Linked DNA regions of Mus musculus: region 1 is linked to region 2. A link is a loop called in an ENCODE intact Hi-C map of the cell type or tissue named here. Cell type or tissue: heart. All regions are shown on one strand.

Region 1 (8,000 bases), 60 kb before region 2:
CTTCTTCTTCTTCTTCTTCTTCTTCTTCTTCTTCTTCTTCTTCTTCTTCTTCTTCTTCTTCTTCTTCTTCTTCTTCTTCCTCTTCCTCTTCCTCTTCCTCTTCCTCTTCCTCTTCTTCTTCTTCTTCTTTTCTTCTCTACTTTCTTCTTGTCTGCAGTCAAGATCTTCAGGGGGTATCCCTCAGTCAAAACTGATTTTTATTAATTTTGTAGAATCCATAGTTTTTCTTGTCCTATTGAAATAGGAGCATATTCTCTTCCCCAGAGCAACGCATTTCCTGGCTTCCATTCACATTTATATTTATCACAACAAAATTCGGCAGTCATTTCTAAAATCCAGTGCATTTCAGCACCTGTGTTGTCTCATTGGCATTTCTAAAAATTAAAGTCAATTAAGCATTATTTAAAAAAAATCATTGGAAAAAAATCATTGGGAGATTCCATACCCCACTTTTGAGCATTTCCTTTAAAGTCATGCTAGGTCTCTCTACAATTGCTTGACCTTTAGGATTGTAAGATATATCTGCAACATGTTATGCGTCATACCAACTAAAAAGCTGTCGTATTCTAAAGGAAGCATATGCTGAAACATTATCAGTTTCAACTGTAAAGGCATCTCCAGTAATGCCACCACCTCTAATAAATGTGCGTTTTCAGAATCATCCTTTTTAGAACTTAAGGCAGAAGCCCTTTGGAATTCTGAGCATGTATCCATTGTATGATGTATCAATACGTGTACATAGTTAAACATTTAAAACTCTATAAAAACAAACCTATAAGCTACTGTATACCATTTCTCTAAGGTAGTATCATTAGGCAGAATCTGGATTTTTAATTCAGCATATTGCATCTCTGTGGCTTGCCACTCAAATTCCTCAGGCCTCTGTGGATTTTTCTCAACTGGAACTACCATTTGCTGTTGTTACTGTGGGTTCCAGATCGGATTCTTCTGAAGGTTCTTTATTCTGATTTTAAAAATCCTCCACCTCTGCTCTATGGCCTCCAATCTAGCACTTACTTTTTTAGTCTTTTCCTTCTCTAAGCCTGCTTTGTTCTGACCTCTCTTTAAAAGGCTATAAAACTGCAGTCATTACTGGAAAAACGATTATCTGTATGCTGATAACAAAACAAAATCATAGGGGGTCCAGATGCATTGCGTTTTCCAGTTTAACACTGAAAATATGTTTCTTTTTAATCTCTAAAGGACTCCACTTTATTTTTAAAGTAAATATTTCTTCCTATAACTTTTTATACCTAGTTTCTTTTCCCTTTTATTGTTTTCAAACTTAATACCTTACCAGTTCAGAAGTTTGGACTTTTCAGTCACACTGAGGCTCCAGGAGAATGTGCAGGGGCCACATGCCTATGGTGGCTAACTCTGCTCCCTTAGCTCGGTCTAACAGGCTGCTTGCTCTCGGTTCCACCCCATTCCTCTGGGTCCCTTTATCTAGGAAGTTGTAGGCTTTTCCTGTGTGGACCAAATTGGCCACTCTCTTTAACGCACTTTTCGACCCTTTGTCTGGAACTAAGCTATGCTTGGGAAAGCCACAGTTACTATGGCCTCCTGTTCAGGTCTGAGAGAGACCATGGGGCAGCTCAGCACCAGCCACCTGGGTTAGTTCATGGGCCTCCTCTCACGCTCTTAAAAAGAATTAGTGGGGCTGGTGAGATGGCTCAGCGGTTAAGAGCACAGACTGCTCTTCCAAAGGTCCTGAGTTCAAATCCCAGCAACCACATGGTGGCTCACAACCATCCATAACGAAATCTGATGCCCTCTTCTGGAGTGTCTGAAGACAGCTACAGTGTACTTACATACAATAAAATAAATAAATAAATATTTAAAAAAAGAAGAAGAAGTTTCCTTCTGCCCACCTAGGAACATGTTTATTTGTACTTTTTTCTAAGCTTGGATTCTGCGCTCAATGGTAGATGCCATTTGTAACTGCAGGACTTTTCACCAGCACCCAGGTTCCTGAAATAACGACTCTGAGACTCAATTATTGAGTGGCACATGGCTGGTTACTTTTTCTCAGTTTCAGGCGACCATCTCTATCAGCATTCAGAGTTAATCTCTTCCTCACCTGACTGTATCTCAGAAACCTCTCTCCCTTCAGGAACTCCCACATTCTATTTCCTACCTCAGCTCATTGGCCAATCAGCCTTTTATTGACAGATGATGCTTCCACTCAGTACCCAAGAGATTCTCTTTTGCACCTTACAGCAGTTTACAGCTATTTGTAACACTGGTTTCAGGGGATCTAACGCCCTGTACTGAACTCAGTGGGCACCAGGCATGCATGTACATACATGCAGGCAAAATATCTAAACACATAAAATAAAGATAAATAAATCTTTTTTTAAGTTGTAGAAAACCAAGAATGCTGAGTTTTGAGTATTTAAGACTACCATTTATTTCATTTTATGTGTACTTAGTTTTTAGTAGTCACATTTAATAACAAGTTGGTAAAAAGTTCTGAAAGTATAATAGGTCTTATGAGTTCCGATTTTCTGAAGGGAAATAGGAACATTTCTCTAGTGCAGGCTGGATAGACAAAGGCATAGTTGTCGATTCAGTTCGAGATGGAATGGCATCAGAGTGTGGGAGGCCAAAGAGAGGCAAAGAGCCAAGGAGCTGAATAGAAGATCTCTTGAAAGAGAAGTCTCCTAGAGGAGCCTCCACCCAGACTCTGAGCAGAGACACAGAGGGAGACTCCAGGTTGCCCTTGCTTCAGTCTAGCAACTTTAGGCCACTGTCCTAGTGTAAATAAGCCATCCCAGCCCTTGAAAGGGAGAGGTTGGAGGGTTGTGAGTTTGAGGCCAGCCTGGACTATGTGAAGAACTCTAGGCTGACCTTAGTATATAGTGATACCCTGTCCAGAAAACAACAACAACAACAAGAAGCAACCGAGCTGAAAGACCTCTACATACATCTGCTTTGCTAAAGGACCTTCTGAATGATGGGACTCAGACAAATATGAACACTTCCTTACCCACAGTGTAGCCAACAAAGAAAGGGACTCTGCTGAGGTGGGTGGTGAGGCTGGCCATCCATCCGTTGTTTTAATATGTCATTGCGTGCTGTCAAAACTATACTGGGTACAAAAATAACATTGCTTCATCATGGGGTGATTTTGAATCTGACTGGCTTCCAGTTCTTAGTCTCACTGATTCAGCGGAGTGTGAAGCCTGCATCTCATTCAGCTTTTCTTACCTAACTGTTCACCCTTGAATGTGATTAAAAGAAGTGTTTGGTTTTTGCATCTGGTTCTTTCATTTTTTTCTTTTCACGCCTTCTGCCTCACTCCTGCATCTGTGAACAGTTTGTGACTTTATTGATCCTGGATGCTCTCACCTGTAGACGTGGTTAGGACACTGGGGTGATGTGACCCTGTTGTACATGGTCTCATTCTTCAGCAGGCTAGTCTGAACTTGTTCTCACGGTAAAGGGAGGATCTATGAGACAAGCAGGTTCATAGGGCCTCTCAGGACCCAGCTTTGGGATTTTTACAGGATTCCTTCCACTGTCCCTCTGCTCAAAGTATGTTATAAGACCTGTGATGGCTATTCTTGGTCATCAATTTGACTATACCTGGAACTAACTAAAACTCAAGCTGGGTACACCTGTGAGTAATTTTTTCTTAATTAAAGTACTTAAGGTGAGAAGACCAAATATTAATCAGGATCTTTTGAGGTGGGAAGATCTGTCCTTAATCTGGGCCACACCTCCTGCTGGCATATAAAGGATTTGGAAGAAGAAAGTTTCCTCCTTGCTTGCTTGCTCTCATTCTTGTTGGCAAGTCCATTCCTCCACTGGCATAGAGCCTACTTCTTCAGGATTCTAGCATACACTAAAGACCAGCTGAGATATCCAGCTGCATATCTAGTCCGTTGAATACTGACCAACTACTGGATTCTTGGACCTTCCATCAATAGATAGCCATTGTTGGATGAGGCTAGAGCACAGCCTATAAGACATTCTAAAAAGTCATATATATATATACACACACACATATATATATGCTATTAATTCATTATATTCAATATGTATATACATACACATATATATGTACACACACACACACACATGCACACACACTCGTGCACACACATTCTATCAGTTCTGTTTCTCTAAAAACCCTGACTAATACAAGGCCTGCCCAGAGTTAGGGAGATGGAGAATAGGAGATGATAAGGCGAGGGACATGAATATAAGAGACCATTAATCATTACCATTAATGAATCATCCTCTACAGAGCCACCTGTTTTTGAACACACATAACTCTAGACAATCCTCCCATGACCCCAATTTTCTCTGTTAACCTGCCCCCCTCCATTTCTCTATGCCTCACTGGTCATTTGGGTCTTTGGGGTCTCTTTCCTTTGAAGTTATAAATTTAACTTCTTACCAAGTCTTGCTGAAGATGAACTATCCACGGAAGGTCCCTGTTAGAATGACACAGACCCCAGAGGAGTATGCATTTGGAATTTGATTATCCCAAGGGTGTGTGACTTACTATGTCAATGCTTCCAGGAGCACCCCCTCCCCCTCTGAGTCTCTTCTTTGCTCCTTGGAAACCACAGTCTTCTGGTTTCCCTCCCACTTCCTGGTCCTTATAGACTCATTCTCCCTGCAGCGCCCAACTTTGCCGACCTGCCTTTGGTTGGCTCTTCCCACCAGCAGACCCAATCTCCACCCTCAAAAGGCAAAATTTTATAGAGATGCAGAATATGTTTCCTACAGCAAGGAGGGACCAAAAGTGGGATGACCCGGAAGAGAAGTAAGCTTGATGCAGGGGGTTGAGGTATGCTATCTATTTGTGAGGTGACTTTGGACACACCTGGAGAGAAGTAGACAGGTCAAGTGGGGAAAATGAGTGATGACAGGGCAGAGTTGATTAGCCAGACGGTCACCACTTGGGGGCACCAGGAGATCAGCCCCAGTGGGGTCTCCTGAGCTGGGATGGGGCACACTTCATTTGTCCCTTGAGAAGCCAGGAAAACAGTGCTAGTTATTCAGTTGCCTCATCCATCACGATGAGGACAATTAGCCTGCCATTTCCAGTTCACACCAGGCTCAATCTGAGGAAACCCCTCGGACAGTGTCTTAGATAATTCCTTTGGCATAACAAAGTATCTGAAGATGAGAATTTGTAAAGAAAAGCAGCTCACAGTTCTCATGATTCTGGTAGCTGAAGTGTCTGAACAATAAGGTTTCTGGCATGTGGTGAGCTTCCTCCCACCTTGGCCTCGTCACAATGTTGTAGAAAAAAAAAAAATGGAAAGAAAAATAGACAGCGGCGTGCAGAAGAGACCATATGACGAGCCAGGAAACCAGAGATGGGAAGAGCAGTGCTCTCAACAGCTCCGGCCGTTCTCTCATGGGTTCTCGCCTGAGTGTGTAGAAGCCACCTTAAAGGTGATACATCTGACACTAGCTGATTACCTTTTCTGTCCTGCCCCAGGCTCTCTTATTTGCAGTGCTTGGTTCAGGTAGGGCTCCACCAGCAAGAGATTGCAGAGAGGCAGGTTCAGAGAGCTCTGGTCTCTTAACTCTGGTGATTGGCTTGGGGTTAGACACACAACTCAGGCCTGGCTAATAAGAGTATCACACTGTCTGCTTACAGGGTTCCCAGTCATTAAGACGGTTCTAAGAGAGTGGCGTTATGGGCTTTTTGTGTCTGGGACCTAGCTCTCCCTCTGGGCATTTAGTGCCTTTCTGTTGAGTAAATGAACATAAAATATTACTTGACAGGGCTTGAATACTGGATATTCAAATAATTCATGTATTGAGTACTTTAAAAATATTTAATCATCTGAGTGCATTAAAAATGTTTCCCCAACGCTTTCTAAAAAATTACTACTTTCACTATTAACAGGATTTCAGAACCAACCAGCCCTGCACAGACAGACATAGTAATCACCTCCAAACCCAGATTTGTGAGACTTAACCATATTTGTAGAGATGTAGAATAGACTCTGGTCTTTCTTATTTTTGCCGTGTGCCTTTTTAAGGGAATCCAGCGAAGGGTGTTTGCTAATTACACTAAGTTACTCCTTAATCCTTCTGACCCTGAGTGGACTCCAGAAATAACAGGCCTGACATCATGGAAAGTCGTACTGTGCCCGCACAATCCCTCTCTCTCCTTTCTTCACTCAGCCTCTTTGCTGCATTTGAAAAGCATTTGAGTCTGGTTGCCCAGCTAAACGATTCACTCTGCTCATGTGATGCCATCTTCTCAGACTGCCTTAGCTTTAGATATATATTCTCCAGACCATTGTCTAAACCCTCACCCTACCCTACCTAACCTACCCTTCCCTGTAGAGCTTATCAAACCCTTTCCTAGTGCCCTCTGGCCTTTAAAGGGACAAAGTCAATCAGTCATTTGAAAAGTGTTAAGTCTTTGATTTGCTTTTTCATCCACTCAAGGTCATGTATGTAAACTAATTTCTTCAGATCTCTCTTCACCCAAGTCTTGCTTTTTCCCTCAAAATATAGTTTTATGACTTCACTAGTGTGACATGTTCATTTTCAAAAACTAAATAAGGTATAGAAAAGTATAAAGAGAAAAGTTATTTTTTGTCATTAAGCTAGAGTCATCTGGGAAGAGGGAACCTCAACTGAGAAAAAATCTCCATCAGATTAATTAGCCTGGAGGCAAGTCCTCGGGTTTTGTTTTGTTTTTGGTCTTTTCCTTTTTTTTTTGTTTTTGATTAATGATTGATGAGGACTCGGCCTACTGTGGGTGGTATCAATCACAGGCAAGCAACCCTGAGTTGTGGGAAAAAAAAATTTAAAAAAAGCAAACCGAGCAAGCCATGAGCAACCCAGTCAACAGTGTCCTCCAAGGCCTTTGCTTCGGCTTCTGCTTGCAAGTCCTTCCTTGAGTCTCTGCCTTGCCTTCCTTTCATGGTTTACTGTAAACTGTTAGCAGAAATAAACCCTTTCCTCCTCAGGCTGCTTTCAGCCATGGTCCATGGTGTTTATTATTACATCAGCAGAAAACCAACTAGAATGTTGTTACTAAGGCCACGCAGACCGCCTTCATTAAGCAATTGCTATTCAACAAACAAAACAACAAAAAGCCAGACATGGTGTCATATACCTTGAATTCCAACACTTGAGAGGTAGAGGCAGGCAGCCTATGAATTAGAGGCTAGCCTGGTCTATACACATCAAGTTCCAGACCATCCAGGGATAGACAGGAAACCATGTCTTTAAGTAAATAGTCTTAGTCTATTTCACATTAAAGAAAGTTTTTCTTTAAAATACCTCCATGGACATAGAACTTGCTTAAAGAAAGGCATACTGTGGGAACTTTTAAAAAACAACAATTCTTACTTATGTGAGTCTCTGTGTTCACAGGTGTGCAGATTCAGATAGGCACTTGCAAGTGTGCATATGTATGTGCTCATTTGCATATGCATGTGTATTTGCATGTGCGCATATGCATGCGGAGGACAGCAGCCAACATCAGGTGTCCCCTTTATTCACTCTCCGACATATTTTTTTCAGACAAGGTCTTTGTCTCAACCTAGCACTCACAGATCTGCCTGGTCTGACTGACCGGCAAGCCCCAGGGCGCCTCCTGTCTTAACCATGCCAGAGCTGGGATTGCCGATGGATTTTATGGCCCCAGCTTTTTTGTGTGTGGCTGCTGGGGATCTGAATTCGCGTTCTCAGGCTCGTACAGCAAGCATTTGACTGACTGAGCCATCTCCCCAGCGCCCCCAAAATCTTCTAAAAGGTTCCATCTCTCCTCTGCCTTCTTCAGTTCTGCCCTTTCTAGATAAGAAATCTTCTGAGAGTTTCTGGCATGCGGAGATTATAACGTTTTCGTATTTTAAGTCTTTTTCTGCCAGGTGGTGATTTAAAATAGAATTGGAAACTGCTGCGCCTTCTGCACTTGTCTGTGCCTGATTGCCAGAGCAGCACCTTAGCGACCTGCCTCAATGCTGTGGCAAGGGAGGCGTTACCCAGACACGTGAGAACGTCTGTGCTCG
Region 2 (8,000 bases):
CGTAGAAACTGGAACAGTTATCTTACGATAGTACAGTTTTCTCAGTATGAATTTAATTTCTCTGAACCTCACTTTCCTTGTGTTGTAGTCTGCTTCCTATTACAGCCATAAAACACCATGACCAAAAGCAACTTGGGAAAGAAAAGACTCACTTGGTATATATTTCTTAATCACAGTGCATCCCTGAGGAAGTCAGGGCAGAAACTCAGGCCAGGCAGTAAGCCACAGGTAGGAACGGAAGCACAAACCACGGAGGAAGAGTACTTACTAGCTGAATCTCTGCTTCTGCTCAGCTAGCTTCCATGGACATCCCAGGATCAGCTGCCCAGGGGTGGCACAGTCCACAGTAGACTAGGCCTCGTCAACTAATTAGCAATCAAGAAAATGCCCCATAGTCATTCTCATAGGCCAATGATAGGAAGTTTCCCAATTGATGGTCCCTCTTCCTGTGGATGTCAAGTTGATAGAACAGAATAGTGCTCACACCTTGTTAATAAACTGATACATTTATCTTACTGAACACAGATGCCTACCAAACAGATGCTGATGGGGGCCAAAGGGGTGAGATCTATACAAGGGACTAATTTAGAAGGTGATATGGTATTCTGGAAATGTAAGGAGTTCCAACTGCCAAGCCAGCCAAAGGGGCTCTGTGCACGGCACTTCCTGACCTCTTGTTGAGCTGCTACATGTCAACAGATGACTCCAGTTCAACCCTTACCCAAGCTAAGTGCTAATTTAGATTTAAACTGCTCCCAATTCACAATTAGAATTCAAGTCCTGGAACTCCATTAGAGATGCATAAGGCTACATTTTTCTTCACTGAAATTAATCAGCTGCAAATGATTAAATTACTATATATAGTGGGAAGCACAACAAAGCTGTAATTTTTATATAAATTCCAGAATGTTCCATTCTTTCCCCTTCGGCGCTGACACTGGACTCTTCCCTCCATAGTTGCTTTGCCTTCTGTAAAATAAAAATTAAAAAAAAAACCATCGCTCTTCAAGCGTTTCAGAGTCCGTGTTTAATATTTAATATGATTACTATTTACAGTTTGTTGTGGGCTTGTCTGCTAATTGTGGCGTTAAGCCACACCCCTCCATCATCTTTGGGGGCTGAGAGATGTCGGTTCAGAACATTGTGGGAGAAAGTATCAATTAAAATTCAGCTCCATTGGGCACATGAGTCTTTTCTGTTGTTTGTTTGTGATGCCCCGCATCTCTGGAGGCAATAGTTACCCTTGCTACCCCACTAATTGCAAGAATAGATGGAGGTTCTGCAAGTTTTCTCTGCAAGGATGTAGCTAGCCTGTGGTGAAATTACAGTCTGGCGCCTGGCTCAACTGGTAAGTGTGTGTGTGTGTCTGTCTGTAAGAGAGAGAGAGATAGAGAGATAGAGACAGAGACAGAGACACAGAGAGGCACGGAGACACAGAGAGACAGACAGAGACAGAGACAGAGAGGGTGAGGGGTCAATCTTGATCATGTGTCCCTCTGGAGCGTGCAATGAGCCGATGGAGTGAAGCATGGACTTAGGGTAGACCTTGGACTAGCTGAGGGTGACCACTGATTAGAGGTAGCAAAACAGTTACCTCATCTGGCTACTACCTTGTCAGAATGCTGAGCTGAGAGTCAGAAAACATGACATTGTCACCCACTGTGCCCGGGCACTGGCATAATTGACCTCTGAGTCTTAGCGTTCTAATGTATACCCACTCAGTTCTTCCCCCCTTGTTTTTCTCATGAAAAATTCCCAAATTCATGACCACCCCTTAACCAAGAGCTTGGCATCCATGATTAAACTTGGCCACACTGGAAGCTGACTGGGTAATCCCTGTTTTGGGGTGTACACAGCATGGCATGTTCCCACCCCAAGAGCTCACAACTTAGGAGCTATCTGCTCATGTCCCTCTCGGCCTCAGCCAATCTGACTTTATAACATTCCTGTGTGCTCCTCAGCTCTTTCTCCACTCTCACTGTGACCAAGTTCTCTCTTTGATGTTCAGGAAGTGTGGCTCCTGAATATCTTAATGGCCAGCTATCCAAGGCTAGGAACCAACCATTGCCACTTATGTTGAATGATCCTCCCAGAATTAGGAGGGCCTCTCAATCAAATCACACACGCTCTGTTGGCTAAGGAAGACATGCCTATGAAAGAGGCATTCACTCTGTCCACTGCATAAGAGGACAAACAGGTGGAGGTGGGATTGGACCCCATACTTCTGTTTAACCCGTATCATCATCAGAGCACCAAGTTTTAGTTATGGTGACACTTCTGTAGTGGTTGGTCACTAGCCACTACCAAAGAGTCCTGTGTTCCTGTTACCAGGCTCCTCCCTCGAGTCACTAGGACTCCATGACAGTCCAACAAAGGAGGTTACCAGAAGCGTGTACCCACACTAGGCCAGTTTTCTTTCTGATTGGCTGCATTCCTGTGCTGTTGGCTGGTTAATTTGAAGATCATCTGGTCCTTCAGGCTCACCAGTCTCACAGATAGCTTTCAGCTAGCCGCTTCAAAGGTCTCAAAAAGCACACTGAGACTTTTTCAAAGGTTACTTCCGACCCAGAGTCCTATCAGTCGATCACTTTCCTTGATGAACTCAGTCAGGGAGTTCCAGCTTGGAGATCCATGCTTTACCTTCTCCCTGATGCTTTCGGAAAAGAAGGCCGCCTGGCCTGCATCACTGTCGTTCATGGCCAGGAGCTACGCTAAGAGCTAGGTGCAACAGATGTGGGGTAAGTTAGCACACTAGGAAGAGGCAGGGCTACGATGGAAATGTAGGTGGAATGAACACACACACACACACACACACACACACACACACACACACACACACACACACACACACACACGTCAATCCCTCTGGAGCATAGTCTCACATGGGGAGAACTTTGTTGTTGTTGCTGTTGTTTCTATGTGATTCTCACTACTGTGATTATTCAGGAGATGTGTGTATGAGAGAGAAAAAGGATAAAAGAATAGATGAGAGAGGAAGAGAGGGGAAGGAGGGAGAGGAGAGCTACCAGGCAAGAGAGAAGGAGAGAGAGAGAGAGAGAGAGAGAGAGAGAGAGAGAGAGAGGCAGTCCTGCCAGTGCATACATTTCCTTCTGACCATCTGCATTGGTTTTTATTATGTCAAATATTTAATTTATTTTTGATCATGTATCCGGGTATGGGTATGTGCACATGTATGCAGGTGTCTAAAGATCCCAGAAGAGGGAGTCAGTCTCCCAGAGCTGGAGTCACAGGCAAGGTGACCCACCTGGTGTGGGTGTTGAGAAATGAAAGAGCAGCAAGTGCTTATGCTGAGGTATCTGCAGTCCGTGACTCCTTCCTCCACCTGTATGGGGTCGGCAACGCTGTGTTTTAGGGCTGGGATTCATTTCAGTCAGAATCTACACTATTGAGTGCAACTGCATCTGGTGCTTGGCTGAGGCGTCTAGATCACATGTTGAGAAAAAAGTGTAAGAATCAGAAAGAAAAAGTTGCTGGATGCAGGCAGGGGTGGACTCTGCCAGCTTCTCTGCGCAGATTAGATGTCTCTATCCTTCCTTCAAACACCCTCCTTCCCTCTCTCTTTCCCTTCCCTCCCCTCCCCCTCTCCCTTCTCTCCCTCCCTCTCGCCCTGTTCCCGCCCTTCCTCTCTCTCCCTCCCTCCCTTTTCTTTCTTCCTTCTCATACCCTTTTCCACTCCCTCCTTCTTCCACACCCCTCCCATCACTCCTCCCTCTGTCCCTTCTCTTTCTTTCATCTTCTCAGTGCCTTTCCTGACTCTTTGTCCCTCTTTCCCTGAGGTGGAGAAGGGAAAAGGGAGGAAGTCTCTTGTCTCACTCACTCATTCCCTCCCTCCCATTTTTCTCATGATTAGTTATCCCAAATACATGACCACCCCTGTCACCAAGAAGACCACCCCTTCCTTTCCACACCTTTCCTTTCCCTTTCGTCTTCTTCTCCCCGACTCTTCTTTCTCTCTGCCCCACTACCATCACTACATAAAAATGGACTGAAGACCTACTGAAATAAACAAGAGAGATAACACCAAAAGTCTAGAACATTCCCTAGCTCCCAAGGTTGGTGGGCTTGGATAGAACATGAACGTTCTGGTGGGATCCAATGGTTTCCCTGCCTCTCCTTTGGAATGCTTCTCTTAGGAGCAGGTAGTTTTACATTTTGAAACAAAGTTGAAATGATCCCATGTGTGGTCTCTTTAAGGGTTTTTTTCCTGGCTGGACTAAGGCTGTGCCCTGGCTGTGCTCAGCGCAGCGCATTTCCTGAGGGTGGGAGTCTGTGTGCTGTGTAGATATGGGGTGGAATGCACACTAAGCATCTGTCGTCAATTCTGATAAGTTGGTTACCCTGGCTTGTGGGCCTCCACACTCCCCTTTTCTAAATTGACCTAAACACCGATCTGCTCTCTGCCGGACACCTTCTTTATTAAAAAATCCCTTGGCCAGAGGATACCGAGAGAATGGAAAGTCCCTCCTCGCTTTTGAAATAAAAATTTAATTTACCACCAAGACTTGGTTAAGTCTTGGTGAATGTAGCTCTAATCCAATCCAGAAATGCTCGAAAGAGAAGCTAATTTGAATTTTGATTTTGGCCAGATAACGGAATTAGAGAGAGAAAAAGTATATATTCCTGTTACCATCGAGTTTCTCAAACACTGTTTATGCTGCTGTGTGAAGAACTGAACTGTGGGGCCAGAGACTTGAGGGCAGAGAGTCTGAGTTTCAGCGTTTTCTTCTAAGTGTCCTTTCTTCACCGGGGAACCCGTGTTTCCTCTACCCTCTGTCATGGCCAGGCCTTGCACCCACCTTCGGACAAACAGCAAAGCATCCGGAGATTCTTCAGCCTGCAAGGTGAAAGGCTGCTGGGATGGCAGACATTGCCATTGCGCCACCTGCTGGAAGATGGAAGAAACAAACTTAAGGTTAGGCAATAATTGCGCAATCGTGATTACCTTTTAATCATTCTCGTTTTATATTATTAGAAAAGTTGCACAGGTTTGTTTAAGACGATATATAACGTTAATGTAAGCGAAAAAAGCATAAAGTCACCAATAATCCTTCCAACCAGAGATGACCATGTGTTCATGTCTCACAAATAAAATGTTCCAAGGTTTGCTTTTTAAAATTTAATGACTTAAATATTTTTCAAGTTATTAGCTATGATATGTAGATGACTTTTTAAAGCGATGCTGAGACCTCTTTACCGTAATTGTAGGGTCTCTAACTACCTGTTAGCCAGGGCTCTGCTGTATGTGGCAACTGCATGAAGCATCTCCTTCCAGCCTCACTCTCTCCAAGCAGAAACCGGAGATCCCCCTGGGAGCTCCAGTCGCTCGCTCTTCCTAATGGACTCTGTCAGTCCTGCAGGGGAAGACAGAACAATCTACACTGTGTGGAGAGAAGCACAAGGAAGAAGAGAGAGCAAGCTAGTGCACCTCGTGTGTTGACACTATTTAAAAAAAAAAGTGAGCAGTCACAGCCACCTGCTTCCCAACTCAGCTGGGTTGTGGCTGTCTATGAAGAAAGCAATTTCTCCAACTGCTCAACACATCGGAGGGTCGGTGGTGTAAGTTTGTGTTGCCACGGACCGCCGGAGCTCAGTAGGTGCCCCGGTGGGCCAGCTTGGGTACCCGAGTGGCATCCTTACCTTTCAAATGTTCTCTCCCTGCAACAGATGATTGACCGGTAGCCACACTACTCCGAATGCTGGTATTTCCTGAGGACTCGCCAGCTGCAATAAAGAAGAAAGAATAGAAAGCTGTATGAACAGAGGTGTTGGAGGGAGCTGTGCACTGCAGACCACACATTGTTTAAAGTGGGCAAACCCTGTTTTGTGGAGTATATTCTGATTTTGGTGGATCTTTTTCCAATGAAGTTCTTACTCAAACATCATTTTCTACGTTGATGACATTTGAAAATGTTAAAAATAAGACGGTTTTAAATTTTTTTATTTATTTTTAAAAGTTTGAAAAAATTAGGTGTATGCCACATGAGTGTGGGTGCTTCTGAAGGCTCACTTAAAAAGGTTGTCGGATGCCCGAGAGCTGTAGTAACAGGTGGTTGTAAACTGTCTGATATGGGTGCTAGCAACTGAACTCTGGTCCTCTGGAGGAGCAGCAAGTCTGAACCATGTCTCCAGCTCCCAGGGTTGGTTACTCTTCCATGTTAGGTATTGGATTCCCACATCAGAATGCCATGGAGGCTCCTCATTAGACACAGTTGTTATTAAACAGATCCAGCCTGCTCGGAGGAACCACCCCTGAGAGATTGGTTCTCTTGGGAGGCGCTAACAGATTCAACCTTTCTACAGGGCTTAAAGCATAACACATGGTTTCCTTTTTCAATCTAATATTTTAAGCCTGGTTTTAATTGAGTGTAAACGTGTGTGCCTCGCTGCCCATGTCTGTGAGCACACTCAGCAGTGGTTCTCAAGTGTAAGTGTGGTTGTAATCGTCTGCAGGGCTTGGTACATGTGGTTTCTAATAAGTCAGCTTTTGGTGAGACCTATGGATTTGCACGTCTACCACGTTCCTGGGATGCTGACACTGCGGTCTGGAGACTTCAGGAGCTGCTGGGCTACAGAATGGAAACAGAGATTAACATCTGCATCTTAGTTTATTTTAGCTGAATCCCACGGTCATTGCATGAGGTAGGTAAGAGCTATCATGGATTTATTGGCTATTTTGACACAAGAACTGAGGCTCGGGGAGAGGAAATGACTTACCAGATTCATGGTTACAACTTGCAGGAAATAAAAACAAACCTCAAACCTGGCGCCAGGGCCTTTTGCAAGACAGTGTGCTTTTTGGGTAAAAGTGAAATTCAATAGTAAGGAAGAGAGAAATAGGGTGTGTGTCGGAGAATGGGAGGCAGTTCAAGGCAAGACGGGGTGGGGGTGGGCCAGAAGAATGAGAGAAAAATCTAAAACAAAAATGCCAAAAAGGGAATAGTTCAGGAAGACTGCTGTGGGCGTGGCCTTGGTCAAACCCGAATTCGCTCCATTTCTGCTGCTCCACAGTTCTTAAACTAAAGAGTACTTTAAAATATCTCTAATTCACACTCAGAACACAGATTGCAATGCTTAACTTGAAAGGTCATTGCTATTAATTAGTGAGAGAGTGTGTTAGCTGCTATGGTTTGAGTAGGAAGCGTCCGTACCGGAGGCTCCCAGGGGTAACAGGAAGTGACTAGATCTGAGAGCACTGACCTCATCAGGTGATTGACAACGTGACTCGTGCATTGCTGAATATGCTATTAGTAAGTGGGGCCTCATTGTAGAAAGTGAATGGTCAGGTGTGTACCTTTAAGGAGTATGTCTTACCTCTAGATTATTCTACCTTTGCTTCTGACTGCTATGATGTGAACAACCATGCCCTTCTGACATGACACCCTTGCCCCCAACCCCCGAATTTGCCAGCTAACCATGAACTGAAATCTCTGAAACTGTGAGCCCAGATAGATCTCTGTTTCTTATAGTTTTGGTTGTGAGCCTATCCTTTAACAGCCGAGCCATCTCTCCAGCCCGATCTCTGTTTCTTTAACCTGTTTTCCTCATGCATTTTGTCACATGGGGAACACAACTTTTAATCAAGATCATGGCCCATGGTAGACTCCACATAAATGTTTAGTTCCACCATGTCCCTGATAACCTTTCAGAGTTTAGATGCTGTATCCGTGATAGGGAGACTGCATTGCAGTAACTGATGATCTCTTTAGGCGGCTCATAAAATACAGGCTCTTTTTCCCCCCTCACATGACAATTTGAAGTAAATTCTCTAAAGTTATATTCTCAGCTGGTTTGACAGGCAGCTCTTGTGAACACAGACTCTCCAGGGCCCAATTGGATGGTCTCCATTGGCTAAGAAGGGCCAAATGATGAAGGGCCCATTCCTCTCTCACCACATAAACACTAGAACCAGGAAAAACCATGTGGGCCTGCGCATCAATTGCTGAAAAGATAACAGATTCTGTAAGGAGAGTTAGGGAGAT

Evidence for each region. A loop is a pair of places that touch in the nucleus more often than their neighbours do. Peaks named below come from ENCODE experiments on the same cell type or tissue, not always from the same donor. Only the 100,000 strongest peaks of a DNase experiment are listed, where the experiment ranks them.
Region 1: it touches region 2 in a loop (9-fold over the local background); 15 of 42 quality-filtered maps call a loop at or near these places.

The regions. Positions count from the first base shown.
Region 1 is chr2:105,362,906-105,370,905 of GRCm38, forward strand. The region is part of intron 3 of Them7 (thioesterase superfamily member 7); the gene reads left to right. Among named protein-coding and RNA genes, the nearest start is that of Rcn1, 32 kb to the right of the region's middle. In heart, a CTCF peak has its summit at 4,909 (motif pointing right); no DNase peak of the experiment used is centred here; H3K4me3 peaks cover 576 bases; H3K27ac peaks cover 316 bases; H3K27me3 peaks cover 392 bases.
Region 2 is chr2:105,423,358-105,431,357 of GRCm38, forward strand. Gm39900 (a long non-coding RNA gene) reads left to right here and starts at 6,011. Exons shown (of 3, transcript XR_866615.1): 1 at 6,011-6,660. In heart, a CTCF peak has its summit at 4,907 (motif pointing left); no DNase peak of the experiment used is centred here; H3K4me3 peaks cover 748 bases; H3K27ac peaks cover 1,177 bases.